2 separate regions of the Homo sapiens genome follow, and region 2 is linked to region 1. Evidence: chromatin loops called from intact Hi-C (ENCODE). Cell type or tissue: pancreas. All regions are shown on one strand. Each heading gives the region's core, and the rest is flanking DNA. Links, peaks and the distances in the headings are about the cores only.

Evidence for each region. Hi-C counts contacts between places; a loop is a spot of excess contacts. Peaks named below come from ENCODE experiments on the same cell type or tissue, not always from the same donor. Only the 100,000 strongest peaks of a DNase experiment are listed, where the experiment ranks them.
Region 2: it touches region 1 in a loop (4-fold over the local background); 72 of 110 quality-filtered maps call a loop at or near these places.

The regions. Positions count from the first base shown.
Region 1 is chrX:18,399,575-18,410,635 of GRCh38, reverse strand. No RefSeq gene overlaps it. Among named protein-coding and RNA genes, the nearest start is that of CDKL5, 21 kb to the left of the region's middle. In pancreas, for the core only: no CTCF peak of the experiment used is centred there; no DNase peak of the experiment used is centred there.
Region 2 is chrX:18,903,494-18,908,493 of GRCh38, reverse strand. It overlaps PHKA2 (phosphorylase kinase regulatory subunit alpha 2), which reads left to right. Exons shown (of 33, transcript NM_000292.3): 22 at 438-594; 23 at 1,397-1,476; 24 at 1,680-1,758; 25 at 1,870-1,999; 26 at 2,635-2,736. Among named protein-coding and RNA genes, the nearest start is that of PHKA2-AS1, 16 kb to the right of the region's middle. In pancreas, for the core only: no CTCF peak of the experiment used is centred there; a DNase peak (open chromatin) is centred at 1,997.

The DNA.
Region 1 (11,061 bases), core at 3,593-8,592:
ATGAAGGAAAGGCTTTGCTTCCCTTTTTCAAACTCATATTCCCAGTGCCATATGATATTTTTCATTTTTCTCCCTTTTTTACTGTTCTGAAGGTACATTGGCACCAAGGGCCACATCATAGATAGCTATTTTTAAAAAATTATTTATATTTTTTAAAAATAGAGATGAGGTCTCCCTATGTTGTACAGGGTGGTCTCAAACTCCTGGGCTAGTGATCCTCCCACCTCGGCCTCCCGAAGTGTTAGGATCACAGGCGTGAGCCACTGCACCCGGCCAATAGCTATTTTTTGAATGAGTGAATGAATGAATGAATGAAAGTTTCATAACAAGTAAGTGTCAGAGACAGAATTCCTACCAGGTCTTTCTGCCTTCAGAGCACATGTTCTTAACTACAACACACTGCTGCCTCCCACAGGTGTAACATGAGCTCAACTAAGGATGGGAATATATATTTTAGGAAAAATATGCTAAAATGTTAACAATGATTACCTGATTACTTCTGGTTGGTGGGCTTGTGGATGATTTTCCTCTGCTTTTATACCTTTTTTTTGTACTATGCATTTGTTTTAAACCGCAAATATAAATTGCTTTTATAGTCAGGATAAATAAATAATTGAATTCATCTATTTTCTTAAAAGTAAGTATTCGGCCGGGCGCAGTGGCTCACGCCTGTAATCCCAACACTTTGGGAGGCCGAGGCAGGAGGATCATGAAGTCAGGAGTTTGAGACCAGCCTGGCCAACATAGTGAAACCCTGTCTCTACTTAAAAAAAATACAAAAATTGGCCGAGTGTGATGGCATGCAACTGTAGTCTCAGCTACTCAGGAAGCTGAGGCAGGAATCACTTGAACCTGGGAGGCAGAGGTTGCAGTGTGCCATTGCACTCCAGCCTGGGTGACAGGGCAAGACTCTGTCTCAAAAAAAAAAAAAAAGAAAAGAAAAAAAGTATTCAAGGTTTGGCACGGTGGCTCATGCCTGTAATCCCAGCACTTTGGGAGGCCGAGGCGGGCGGATCACCTGAGGCCAGGAGTTCGAGACCAGCCTGGACAACATGGTAAAACCCCAAATCTACTAAAAACACAAAAATTAGCCCAGCATGGTGGTGTGTGCCTGTAATCCCAGCTACTCAGGAGGCTGAGGCGGGAGAATTGAACCTGGGAGGTGAAGGTTGCAGTGAGCCAAGATTGTGCCACTGCACTCCAGCCTGGGTGACAGAGTGAGACTCCATCACAAAAAGAAGAAAAAAAAAAAGTATTCAGGGCCAGGAGCAGTGGCTCACACCTGTAATCCCAGCATTTTGGGGGGCCAAGGTGGATGGATCACTTGAGTCAAGACCAGCCTGGGCAATATAGGGAGACCCTATCTCTGCAAAAATATTTTTTAAATTAGCTGGGCATGGTGGTGCATGCCCATGGTCCCAGATACTCGTGAGGCTGTGGTGGGAGGATTGCTTGAGCCTGGAAGGTCGCGGCTATGATGAGCCATGATCATGCCACTACACTCCAGCCTGGGCAACATAGTGAGACCCTGCCTCTACAAAAAATGTTTATAATTTAGCCAGGTGTGGTTGTGTGCCCCTGTGGTCCCAGTTACTTGGGAGGCTGAGGCAAGAGGATCGCTTGAGCCCAGGAGTTCAAGGCTGCAGTGAGCTGTGACAGCATCACTATGCTCCATCCTGGGCAACAGAGTGAGACCCTGTCTCGAAAAAATGAATAAATATTGCAGTGAGGCAGAGTTTTCTTTTTCTTTATTTCCATGGCATGTCTGCTGGAGGCTGCCATGGTATAAATGAAAAGGTCTTGGTCGCAGTCCAGACCCCATATTCAGCAACAGGCACATGAACTTGTTGGCCCATGTATTGCAGGCTGTTGCTCTTCCTGCAGAATGAATCCGTGCAGGTGGGAATATCAATTTAAGCAGGTGTGCTTTTTGTTTTTACGCTATCAATTCATATGTATCATCCACTTTGAGTGTCGTGGTGGATACCTTGGTGCACCAGCCCAAGTCCTCTTGGATGAAAGGCTTGTCCTAGCAACTGGGAATGCTGGCTCATTTAGGAGTTATCTCAGCTGTACAGCCACCTGATCCAGGTGGCCTGCATCTGATGGCTGATAGATACAAGGTTACAAAGGCCTGGCCATCTGGCCCGAACCCAGGATGAAGCTCCAGAAGTCACCCACTCCTGCTTCTCTCCCCTCCCTTCCACAGAGCTTCACCCAAGAGCACTTCCTAATAAACATCCTGTGTCCGTCTCGGAGTCTGCTTCCTGCAGAACCCAACCCGTGACAAGTCTCAGTTCATATTTTATTTTTTCACTAAAAATTAATCTCATCTTCAATAGAGAAAGAGGACCATGATAGGAGGAATGAGGAGTTGAAGGGCATTTTATAATTTAGCAAGATATCAGCACAGAGAGCTAACTTTGCCACTAACCCAAAAAGCTTTGTTATTACCAGACAGCCCTGGCGAGGATGATGTCTAAAGTGTCACTACTCTCAGACGAATCTGTAAATGGAAAAGCCTTCCTAACCTACACCTTCCCTAAAACAATTTCATCTCGTGCTGATATTTTGGGACTAGTGACCCTTCTGTGCCACTCAATTCTTCTTCCTGGAGACATATGGTTACAGTGATGTGCCCATTTCTAATCACCTGCCTACCCAGTGGCCCCAGACTTCATTCAACTAATCACCAGAAGGAACCCTTATAACTTTTTTTTTTTTTTTGAAACAGTCTTGCTCTGTCACCCATGCTGGAGTGCAGTGGCTCGATCTCGGCTCAGTGCAACCTCTGCCTTCCAGGTTCAAGTGATTCTCCAGCCTCAGCCACCCTGGTAGCTGGGACTATAGGCGTGTGCCACCACACCTGTCTACTTTTTGTATTTTTGTTTTTATTTTTACATTTTTATTTATTTATTTATTTATTTATTGAGATGATGTCTCACTCTGTCGCCCAGGCTGGAGTGCAGTGGCACGATCTTGGCTCAGTGCAACCTCCGCCTCCCAGGTTCAAGCAATTCTCCTGCCTCAACCTCCTGAGTAGCTGAGATTAAAGGCACCTGCCACCACGCCCAGCTAATTTTTGTATTTTTAGTAGAGATGGGGGGGTCTCACCATGTTGGCCAGGCTGGTCTTGAACTCCTGACCTCAAGTGATCCACCTGCCTTGGCCTCCCAAAGTGCTTGGATTACAGGCGTGAGCCACCATGCCTGGCCAGAAACCCTTATAACTCTTAAGACAAAATACAGGGAAAGCCAAAGTCTGACTATTCTTCTAAAAGAGACTAAATGTCTAGTGGTTTTTCCAGGAACAGGAATATTTCCTGGGCTCAAGTGATCCGGTTGCCTCAGCCTCCCAAAGTGCTGGGATTACAGGTGTGAGCGACCATGCCCAGCCCTAATCTTTACAATTTTCTAAAAATATGAGATTCAGAGAACAGGTATTAAATTCCTTCCTTCATTCACTAAGATACAGCAGATTTTATAGGCTGAGACAACATACAATGAGGGAAACCCGTGTGCAGGCCCGCCCTGCAGTACCATCTACCCTCAACTTTACTACGAGTTCTGCTGCTCACCGGCAGGGTGACCCTGAACAAGCACATTCACCTCTTTAAGTCTTGATTTCCTCATAATCGTACCTTCCTTAGATTAGTTAGAGCTCCAAAAGTATCAGGTTTTATTACCATAATGTGACTGCCACTGAAATGAACGCAACCAGGCCTATATTTACTCAGCAACCGAAATGTTTCTCTGCCTCTGTTCCATATGAAATATGGTTCCAAGAGGTTTCTTTCAAAATGTCAAATTGGGGGAAAGAATTAGTCAGAGTCAAACAATTTGAGGGAACAATGGTGCCAAATTGACACCATCTGGGAAATCCTCTGTCTACACTTAATGCTTAATCTATTCACTTTTTTTTTGCTCTGTATTTTGTCCTGTTGAAAGCATCCAGTTGCACTGGTATCTGTTTCTCAGATTCCCAGACTCCCAAGTTATAAAAATGTGTAAATCATGAGCAGGACCCTGACTCACATCCTCTTCCCAGTTCTGTGCATTTTGCTTCTTTTGTAACCCACATAGAAATCAGCACCCCCCCATAATCCATTCTACGTGCTGAGAGTCATTCAAGCAGCACAGCCCGACCTCCAAAAGCAACTACAGGCCGGGTGCGGTGGCTCACGCCTGTAATCCCAGCACTTTGGGAGGTCGAGGCAGGAGGATCGCTCAAGCTCAGGAGTTTGAGACCAGCCTGGCCAACATGGTGAGATCCTGTCTCCATAAAAAATACAAAAATCAGCTGGGCGTGGTGGCTCGAACCTGTGGAGGCTGAGATGGGTGGATCACTTGGGTCCGGGAGGCGGAGGTTGCAGTGAGCCAAGATTATGCTACTGCACTCCAGCCTCAGTGACAGAGTGAGACCCTGCCCCAAAAAGAAAAAAAAAAAAAGAGCAACCACACTTCATCAATTTGCAGCTCCCACAATACTTCATATAATCCAGTTTTCCCTTTCCTCTCATTGCAATAGCTTTCCGACCCCACAAATGGCATGAATTTTTCAATCCCTCAGTCTCCACTGACCATTTAAAAAAAATTACCCTAAATAAATAACCTACTAACCTACATGAGTTCTCCCTTTTTGACTGTTCCACCTAGTTCAACCTTCTCTTCTCCCTGTGTGATGGTTAATACTGTCAACTTGATTGGATTGAAGGATGCAAAGTATTGATCCTGAGTGTGTCTGTGAGGGTGTTGCCAAAGGAGATTAACATTTGAGTCAGTGGACTGGGAAAGGCAGACCTACCCTCAGTCTGGGTGGGCACCATCTAATCAGCTGCCATCTCGGCCAGAATAAAAGCAGCAAAAGAACTTGGAAATATTAGATTGGTTTAGTCTTCCGGCCTCCATCTTTCTCCTGTGCTGGATGCTTCCTGCCCTTGAACATTGGACTCCAAGTTCTTCAGCTTTGGGACCCAGAGTGGCTTCCTTGCCCCTCAGCTTGTGGACAACTTATTGTGGGACCTCACCTTGCGATCATGTGAGTCAATACTCCTTAATAAACTCCTCTTTATTATTTATTTATTTATTTTGAGACGGAGTCTCGCTCTGTCACCCAGGCTGGAGTGCAGTGGCGTGATCTCGGCTCACTGCAACCTCTGCCTCCTGGGTTCAAGTAATTCTCTGTCCTCAACCTCCCAAGTAGCTGGGATTACAGGCATGCACCACCACGTCCAGCTAATTTTTTGTATTTTTAGTGGAGACGGGGTTTCACCATGTTGGCCAGGCTGGTCTCGAACTCCTGACCTCAGATGATCTGCCCACCTCGGCCTCCCAAAGTGCTGGGATTATAGGCGTGAGCCACCACGCCTGGCCAACTCCTCTTTACATATACATCTATCTTATTAGTTATATCCCTCTAGAGAACCCTGACTAATACACCCTGCTAGCCTCTCTTGCTCTCCTTTCCAAAGCTACCTTAGTAAACAAGTTATGCTCCTTGCAATTCTTCAGCTCTTTCTCTTCCTTACAAAGATGGGCCCAGAATTTTTCATAAGAGGGGTGTTATGGACTGCATTGTGGTTTTTTTGTTTGTTTGTTTGTTTTTGAGATGGAGTCTCGCTCTGTTGTCCAGGCTGGAGTGCAGTGGCCTGATCTTGGCTCACTGCAACCTCCATCTCCCGGGTTCAAGCGATTCTCGTGCCTCAGCTTCCCGAGTAGCTGGGATTACAGGCACACGCCACCATGGTTGGCTATTATTTATTTATTTTTTTAGTAGAGACCGGGTTTCACAATGTTGGCCAAGCTGGTCTCAAACTCCTGAGCTCAAGTGATCTGCCTGCCTCGGTCTCCCAAAGTGCTGGGATTACAGGCGTGAGCCACCACACCTGGCCCTGAATTGTGTCTTGAGACAGGGCCTTGCTCTGTCACCCAGGCTGGAGTACATTTGTATGATCTTGGCTCACTGCAACCTCTGCCTCTGAGGCTGAAGGGATCCTCCCACCTCAGCCTCCCGAGTATCTGGGACTACAAGTGTGTGCCACCACGCTCAGCTAATTTTTCTTTTAATTTTTGTAGAGACAAGCTCTTACTCTATTGCCCAGGCTGGTCTTGAACTCCTGGCCTCAAGCGGTCCTCCTGCCTTGGCCTCCCAAAGTGCTGCAGATTACAAGTGTGAGCCACTTCACCCAGCCTCAAAATTAATATACTGAAGCTTCAATCCTCAGTGTAACTATACTTGAAGATTGGGCCCTTAAATAGGTAACTAAGAAAAAATGAGGCACTTAGGGTAGGGTCTTAATCCAATATGACTGATGTCCTTATAAGAAGAGGAGGAGGTAGCAGGGGTTCACATCCATAGAGAAAAGGCCATGTGAGGACACAGCAAGAAGGTGGCCATCTACAAACCATGGAGAGAGGCCTCAAGAGAAACTAAACCTGCTGATACACTGATCTTGGACTTCCAGCCCTGAGAACCGTGAGAGAATAAATTTCTACTGTTTAAGCCACCCACTCAGTGGTATTTTGTTATGCAGCCCTAGCAGACTAATACAGGGGGCTTAGGACAACAGCTTGGTCTATGCAACCTCTCCTAAAGATTGTATGTTTACATCAACACACTTTTTAATTAAATTGTATATTTATTTACTTTTTTTTTTGAGACAGAGTCTTGCTCTGTCCCCTAGGCTGGAGTGCAGTGGCACAATCTCGGCTCACTGCAACCTCTGCCTCCCAGGTTCAAGCGATTGTATATTGATTTAAAGTTGTTTGTACGGAGGTGAGGGCTGAAGAGATTACTCGTGGCATCCAAGCCTCCCTCGCCCCAAGGCCTTTCTTTCCATGACCAAATCCACCTAAACCTCATCTGATTTTCTTTTCTTTTCCTTGAAACAGGGTCTCGCTCTGTCACCCAGGCTGGAGTGTAGTGGTGCAATCTTGACTCACTGTAATCTCCGCCTCCTGGGTTCCAGCAATTCTTGTGCCTCAGCCTCCCTAGTAGCTGGGATTACAGGCATGAGCCACCTATACCTGGCTACTTTTTATGCTTTTAGTAGAGACGGGGTTTCACCATGTTGCCCAGGCTGGTCTCAAATTCCTGAGCTCAAGTGATCCACCCCATCTCGGCCTCCCAAAGTACTGGGATTACAGGTGTGAGCCACCACACCCCGCCCTCATCTGATTTTCTTTGAGCTGTTGCCTGTTTCACTCTGTGACCTCATTTCTCAGCACTTCCCAGCTCTGACACCTGCTCAATCCTAAAACCAAGCAAATCTGTCTGCTGCCGCCTTTAGCCCACAACCAGCTGGCCTCTAGACCTGGGCCTCAGTGTACTTCATGTTCCCTCCCTCCTGCCTTCTCTCCATTTCCTCGTATGATGCAGTAGCCAGTGTATGCACTCACAGCTCTGTGCCCAAACAAGAACCACAGGCGCTCCTCCACTGTATTCATCTGCTCAGTCTGTTGCAACAAAGTGCCACAATCTGGGCAGTTTAATAACAGACATTTATTATCTCGAAGTTCTGGAGGCCAGAAGTGTGAGAACAAGGTGTCCGCAGGGTTGGCTCCTTCTGAGGGCTGTGAGAGCCTCTTCCTCAGCTTCTGGTGGTTTGCTGGCAATCCTTGGCATTACTTGGCTTGTAGATGCATCACTTTGTGTATTAGTCTGTTCTTGCGTTGCTATAAAGAACTACCTGAGGCTGGGTGTGGTGGCTCATGGCTGTAATCCCAGCACTTTGGGAGGCTGAGGTGGGTGGATCACTGGAGGCCAGGAGTTCAAGACCAGCCTGGCCAACATGGCAAAACCCTGTCTCTACTAAGAATACAAAAATTAGCCAGGCGTGGTGGTGCGCACCTGTAATCGCAGCTACTAGGGAGGCTGAGGCAAGAGAATCACTTGAACCCGGGAGGCAGAGGTTGCAGTGAGCGGAAATCGCACCACCGCACTCCAGTATGGGCGACAGAGTGACACTCTGTCTCAAAAACAAACAAAACAAAACAAAAAAAGAATGGGGGTGATGTTAAAAGTTCTAGAGCAGGAATTCTTACCCTGAGATCCAGGGTTTATTTCCAGAGGGAGCTATGGCTCACCCACATTACATGCAGAATGTGGATTGGTTGTGTGCACTCCTACGACTGTCTTAGGGGATGGTCCATGTTTTTCACCAGATTTTCAGAGGCCAGGACTCACAAGAGTTACAACCTCTGTTTGAGAGACTAAAAGGCTTGTGTCCAGCAGAAGCGACTGAACAGTGAACCCCAGGTCCCTCTCACACCCAAGCAGGACTCCAGCGGGCAGAGGGCTCTCGCGATCACCGCAGCTTTCCTTAGCAATGGGGCTCTCTGGCTCGGCTTTTCCTTCCCACTGTCACCACTTGTGCTTTCATTCCTGACCCCACTTCACTTAGCCTGCCCCCTCCCCTCATCCCTGAGGCCATCCTATGGTGCCTGATGAGGCCAGTTCCCCTGCATTCTAAACCGAATTTCTTGCTGTCTCCCTACCTCCATCCCCTGGCCTCAGCTGAAACCTGTGTCTGCCAGGACAGCAAGTCCCCAGGTCTCCAAATCTTCCCTGTATCAGCCATCAGAGGGGGTCATGGTGGGGCAAGGGTCTGATCCCTGAGCTGCTATGCACTTGGGCCTCCCCACTGGGGGTTTACTCGACCCAGCTAACCCCAGAGATGGGAGGTCAAGGATAGGGCCTTGGGAGGCTGGAATCAAAGGAGAGCAAGCCGGTTTCAGAGTAAGAGTGTCTGCAGTCGGACCCAGGATGCTGGTTGGAGCAATGTGGGTTATGATGACCCAGAGAGACAAATCTAGTCAGAGGCCACCTGAGACTCCACTGGAAAGACCAAATACAAACATGTGTTCCAAAGGCCGGAGACAAGATCAATATTTTTTTGCAAAGCTAAGAGTTAACACACAGAGGGAGACCAAACTCAGACAAAAAAACAGGACAGGGACAAATGAGAAGGATCCAGGACCATCATCCTGGTTGGACTCAGGCATCTGCTTGTATAAAGGCAGTACAGTGGTTAAGAGCATGGACTCTGGCACCGGACCGCTTACATTCAAATTCTGGCTCATCCGCTTCCCAGCTGTGTGACCTTGGGCAACTTACTTAAGTGCTGCCTTCCTCAGTTTACCCATCTACAAAATGGGGAATACTAATCACACTTACCTCTTGGGCTTGTTGAGAGAATTGAGTGGTTTAACACATGTGAAGGATTTAGAATGGTGCCTGGCACACCGTAAGTAAGTGTCAGCTGATATTATAAAGTCCGCACATGGTGATTCACAGGCAGGCCCTTGTGAGTTCAATATCCATGTGAACACATCACCTAACACCACCATTTCTGCACTGTTCTGGCTCTGTTGCAGGCCACTGACACCAATGATAGCCACGCACCAGCCCAGGTGAAGCCTGAATAGCTCATCACATGCCACACTCTATTCCCAGCTGCCAGGCTTGGAATGCCAGTGCCTGGACTTTTTTTTTTTTTTTTGAGATGGAGTCTCGCTCTGTTGCCCAGGCTGGAATGCAGTGGTGTGATCTCGGCTCACTGCAACCTCCGCCTCCCAGGTTCAAGCGATTCTCCTGCCTCAGCCTCCCGAGTAGCTGGGATTACAGGCATGCGCCACCATGCCCAGCTAATTTTTTTTGTATTTTTAGTAGAGATGGGGTTTCACCATGTTGGCCAGGCTGGTCTTGAACTCTTGACCTCAAGTGATCCGCCCACCTCGGCCTCCCAAAGTGCTGGGATTACAGGCATGAGCCACTGCGTTCGCCAGTGCCTTAACTTTCATCTGCTCAAGCTTCTCTCTCTCAGAACCCCAATGTAGCTTTTTATTGTCTGATTTTCAAAATCCGCCACTTTACCCAAACCCATGCATGCATGATCCTGACTCCCTTTCAGTCGTGATCACCTAGTTACCAGCTCAGTGCATTCTTCACTAATACTCAAACCTAATCTTATATATTCTTAATATATAATATCTCCCAAAGATCAAGCTATTTTCCCACCTCAGCCTCCCATGTAGCTGGGACCAGAGGTGTGCACCAACATGCCTGGCTGTTTTTTTAATTTTTGGTAGAGATGTGGTCTCGCTATGTTGCCCAGGCTTGTCTCAAACTCATGGACTCAAGCAATCCTCCCACCTCAGCCTTTCAAAGTGCTGGGATTACAGGTGTGAGCCATTGAACCCCGCCAGGCTTGACATTTATACCAATGAACTTTTTCTAATCTTTCCAAAGCTGCCTGCCTCTCTCAACGTCCCTTATTGTCCTTTAGGCCACTGTAACAGTACTGACTCTATGTTAGAAAAAAGTTTGCTTGAAGAGGAGAGAAAAAAAAAAGAAACAAGTTTGCTTGGCTGGATGCAGTGGCTCACGCCTGTAATCCTAACACTTTGGGAGGCGAGGTGGGTGGATCACCTGAGGTCAGGAGCTCGAGACCAGCCTGGCCAACAAGGCAAAACCCCGTCTCTACTAAAAATATAAAAATTAGCCGGGCATGGTTGCAGGCGCCTATAATTCCAGCCACTCAGGAGGTTGAGGCAGGAGAATCGCTTGAACCCAGGCGAGGGCGGACGTTGCAGTGAGCCAAGATTGCGCCACTTCACTCCAGCCTGGGTGAAACAGTGAAACTCCATCTAAAAAAAAAAAGTTTGCTTGCTTGAATATAATTATTGCTTTGCTTGAGTTTGTAGATTATTTACTAGAAACAGCCTCGGGAAACTAGGGCTTTCAACGAAGATGAAAGAAAACACGCAGACCAACAACTCTGGGAACGGGCTGACTGGCCTGATAAGAATATGCTGATGGTGCCTGCAGAAGACCACAGAAAGTTGACCAAGAAAGCAATTATTAACTGCCTGTCAGAGGCCATGCATGTTTCGCAAGAATTTTTGTTCGTTCGTTTTTGAGACAGAGTTTCCGTCACCCAGGCTGGAGTGCAGTGGTGCGATCTTGGCTCACTGCAACATCCGCCTCTTGGGTTCAAGTGATTCTCTAGCCTCAGCCTCCCGAGTAGCTGGGATTACAAGCACGTGCCACCACACCCGGCTA
Region 2 (5,000 bases), core at 1-5,000, 500 kb before region 1:
TAAGATTTCAACATAGGAATTGGGGGAAAACAGACATTCAAGCCGTAGCAGTAAGTTTATGGTCTTTACTAGGCTAAGCTTTCTCAGTTCTCCTTAATTTTTTCCGTAGTATTCTTGGCCTTCTAGCCAGCCCAGGTCATGATTATATTCACCCCAGTTACCCAGGATCACCAGGAATGAGACTTCCATCCCCTTCTCTGCCTACTGATGCTGGTCCCCCAGCATGAGAAGGCTATGTGAGGCCAGGAGGCCACCACGTCCTGATGTTAGGCTTCTGTTTCAAAGGACATAGGGAAGCTTTGGTCGGGCGTAACCCTCTCAGTGAGACTCAGGGGCACTGGGAGAGCCCAAGTGCTGTGCAAAATGCACAGTGATCCATTCCTCTCCCAGTCTAAACTTTCTGGACCATATTTCTGGGTTTTTCTACCTCTTGGCAGGGGTCCCAGCTGGGACACAAATCTCTCTGGACAGCACGGGGTCACCGTTCAAAACCTTCTTGGTGAGCTCTATGGGAAAGCCGGCTTGAACCAGGAGTGGGGTCTGATTCGCTACATCTCAGGCCTTCTCAGGAAGAAAGTGGAGGTCCTGGCTGAGGTCAGTGCGACTGTGCAGGCTGCCCATGTGTGCTCACTAGCTCGTGCCCCCTTCCTCTTCCACTTCCAATCTCCCAGTTATACCTCTTACTTGTGAAGGAGCCCCATTCTTTAACCCACAGGTGGAGCGGGCCCTTCTCTCCTGCCTGCCTGCTGCTCCAGGAAGGCGAGCAGAGGGAAGGAAATGCAAGTGGATTGGTTTTGTTCTTTCTTGGCTACGGAAAAAGTCTCGCCAGGAAATCAAATGAAAGTGCTCTGTGGCCTGGCAGCCTCTTAGAGCTCTCTTTTTTTCACACATCCACAGTACAGTGATCATTAATATTTATAACCCCAAGGCCAGGCAAAATCCAGAGCTGCTTTCTAAGACACTCGAGTTCAGTGTCATGATGGTAAGATGATGGCATTTATTAGATGTGAATAATGGGGAAACGGGTAACTTAGGAATTGAATATGGTTATTAACTCTTACCATCGGTATCTTCGGACTCATCCCTGTCTCACTCAATAGCAGGGAGTCCAATGTGTTTGCTAGTGGATGGGCATTAAACGCCCACTGACGGGCCCTTCGGAGCCAGGCTTGGGGCCACACATTGGAGACAGAGACCACAGACACCCATCCCTGTCTGGGTTGCTTAGTCTGGGGTCTAGGTATGAATTTTTCAGATCAAGGGCAACATGGGTCACTAAGTTTGTAAAGGTAAATGTACGATCTGATTGGCAGTGTCTCCTCCCCACTGCCTGTCTGTCGTCTTTGCCAGTATCTCTCTCGCGCTCTGCCTCTCACCCTTCCCCTTAACTGCGCAGGCCTGCACAGACCTGCTTTCGCACCAGAAGCAGCTCACCGTGGGCCTGCCGCCCGAGCCCCGGGAGAAGATCATCTCTGCGTAAGTCCTCAGCCTTGGGGACCTCAGGTTTGCGGGGGAGCCATGGGGAAAACAGCGCTTCCCAGTGTTCGGAGGAGGGGCTTTTTAAAGACACTCTGTCACATGGATGCGTCTAGCACAGAAAATAAGGGTGTTCCATGGAGGGCGAGGAGGCACTGTCTCAAGACACCTCATCACATTCGTGACACAATGCTCCTTTCTAGGCCCCTTCCCCCAGAGGAGCTCACAAAACTCATCTACGAGGCCAGTGGGCAGGACATCAGCATTGCCGTCCTCACGCAGGTCTGGGGCTGGTGTGGGAGGGGTCGGGCCACAGCCTTCCTCAGAGTGGAGGGGACCCTTCAGCCACTCACCCTGTCTCTGAAACCCTATCTCCGTGTGTGTCTGCCTCAGGAGATTGTGGTTTACCTGGCCATGTATGTCAGGGCGCAGCCCAGCCTCTTTGTGGAGATGCTGAGACTCCGGATTGGACTGATCATTCAGGTGATGGCCACGGAGCTGGCACGGAGCCTGAACTGCTCAGGTGAGATGCCCGCAGCTCCTGCAGCTCCCGCCGCACCCCACCCCAACCACCCGGCCACGGCCTCCACTCTCAGGGGAAGAACTGCTTAGGTTATCTCGAACCCAGCATCCAAGCCTGTGGCAAGCTCAGGCCTTACCAGCTTCTCTCATTTAGATGGAACTCCCATCCATGCGGCATAGAGCTGAAGTTCATAAGTCAGGGAGAATGGGGCTCTGGTGATGTTTACCATTATAGCCTCAAAGGCGATGTGGAATCTTCCGCCCTGTACCCGACATCTAAGCTCCTTCCTGGATGCCCTTGCTATGAGATGTCACCCCCATTTTATAACACCTTCACTGGGAGAAACCCTACCAATTTGAATATAAAAATCCATCATGAGACATCCAACGTTGGGGATCATACATTGTGAAACATCATGTGTCTAAGAATTAAGCAGATACATGATTTAAACGGCAGCATTTAGAATCCCCACGGAACAGTGCATTTCAGCCCCAAAGCAATAGTGAGGTTCTCCTGAACAGGGGGACCTGCCATGGCATCTGCTATCACCTCCCTCCCCACCCACGTCCACCTGACCCTACCTTTACCCGCCACCAGCCCTGTGTTTGGGACACTTACAAGATATTTGTTTTTAGGAGAAGAGGCTTCTGAAAGTTTGATGAACCTCAGCCCTTTCGATATGAAAAATCTCCTGCACCATATTCTAAGTGGGAAAGAGTTTGGCGTTGAAAGAAGTGGTAAGTTCCATGCTCCTGTTAACGTCTTCAGGGAGCTGCCTCCTTTACATGCAGCAGACATTAGAACCAGCACTGTGGGGCATAGCGAATGTGGGAAGAGAAGGCTCCTACCTGAAGGAGATGGACAGAGTCCTAGGCTCAAGCTTCCTGCTTTGGGGGCTTTGAGACTTGCTCGCAGTGTGCTGGGCGAGCTTTTCTTGCCCAGGTTGGCACAGCATGTGGGTGTGGTATACCGCCTCCTGTAGTCGTAAGCACCTGGCACCATCACTTACGCAAAAGTGTTGGCTGGGCTCGGTGGCTAACGCCTGTAATCCCAGCACTTTGGGAGGCTGAGGTGGGCGGATGACGAGGTCAGGAGTTTGAGACCAGCCTGACCAACGTGGTGAAACCCCGTCACTACTAAAAATACAAAAAAAATTAGTCAGGCGTGGTGGCGCGCGCCTGTAATCCCAGGTACTCAGGAGGCTGAGGCAGGAGAATTGCTTCAACCCGGGAGGTGGAGGTTACAGTGAGCTGAGATCGCGCCACTGCGCTCCAGCCTGGGCGACAGAGCAAAACTCTGTTCTCAAAAAAAAGTGTTAGAAGTGTGGGGGACCCCGAATGCCAGGGTGAAAGGGCTGTCCTTTCACACCACCTGAGCATCCTGCCCTTTGGTTTGGGTAAAAACATTCTCAACCCGGCCTCACATCACCCTCCACAGGGCAGGGAGGAGACCCCTCTGTGACCTCAGCATGCTCGAGCTAACTTATTTTGCTTTGTCCTGCCTCGCTCACTCTGTTTTTATCTGAACCGGAACCCTGCTTGCAGTGCTGGGAAACATAATCACCCAAGTCCTGGCGTGATTCTTGTTCTCAAATGTTCCCTAATTATAATTGAAGCAATTATCATTTCTCCTCCTCATAAAAAAGCTAAATGATTTGCAGGCACGTTGGTGAATTTATTTCATCAAGCCAAAGAAATGCACTGTGGGCTATCATTCCTTTATTATTTAATAAGAAGGACATTGGGTACTTTGTATGTTTCCTGAGCATGTGCTGGCTGCAAACAAAGACAGCATCGTGCAGTCAGATGTGTTTTGGTGGTTTTTCTCCTTTCCCGAAGGAGGGGTGCTCAGAATGCTTTTGCAAAAGTAATTTCCAGTTCTTTCCAAGGCAGAGTCCTTGAAATGGTAATGTACGAGATAAATATTTAATGTGTTCTGCTCATCATTATAGTATTCATGGCTTGACACAGATAATTACTAAAAATTTGTCATTAGATGTACAGCTATAGATGCTATGAAACTAGGAACTGAGTAATGTCATTTGAAAGTCATAAATATGTGCGATTGCAAGCAAGAGCAGAAGACATGCTGTCTTTTTAACATATAACATCATTTGTTAGCTGTCCTTTGTAATTGCTCAATTTTTGTAAATTAGGAAGCCCAAATAGGCTTAGAATTTTGATTAAATCCTGAGATGTCTGAGATAAATGTTTCCAGCGAACACCCACCCCAGACAGCCCCTCTTGTAGCTTCCAGACCCTTCTCCTTCTGTTTTCCACTTTCCTGGGTCTGTCCTCCCTCCCCAGCTCATCACTGAGTCTCCCTTATGGGCTCCTGCCTCTCTGCTGTCCTTTAAATGTTCTTGTCCCCAAGTTCCTTATTTGTCACTACTCCTCCTGCACAGTGCCCTCCACTCCCATGGCTCCATTGGGGTCAGGTGGGATGGTGAGGCTTGCAGGGGATGCTGCCCGAGGAGGTGACCTTTGAGCTGGGCCTGGCCTTCCAGCACAGGCAGATGCCCAGTGCGGTGCAGGTGGCCGGGAGTTGAGGGGAGGTAGGGCTCGAGTTGGTAGAGTTTCAGGTGATGCTGGGAGGACTGTTTGGCCTTTGTCCTGAAGACAGCTAGACCTGGGAGGCTTTGGAGTGGGCAGTGATACGATCACACTTGCCTTTTAGAATGATTGCTGTTACCACAGCACAGAGGCCAGGCTTGTGGGTGGTGGGGCTAGGGACCGGTTTGAGCCCCGAGGCTGGTGCGATAGGTTGGGAGTGAGAGGTGGTGGCCTGGTGCAGTGCATCAGTGGCCTCTGGTTGCCTCCACCTCCAGCCCCTGGCAGCCTGGCTTTCCTAGCACTTCCCCCTCCAGCCCGAGGCCCTTCTCCAGCTGCCACCTTCATTTCATTTGGCACCTTGCCCTCAGGCCTGGGCATGGGCTCTCCTCCAGACCCCGCTGTGGCACTGAATTCTCCTGCATTCACACCTGCATCTGCTGCCCAGACAG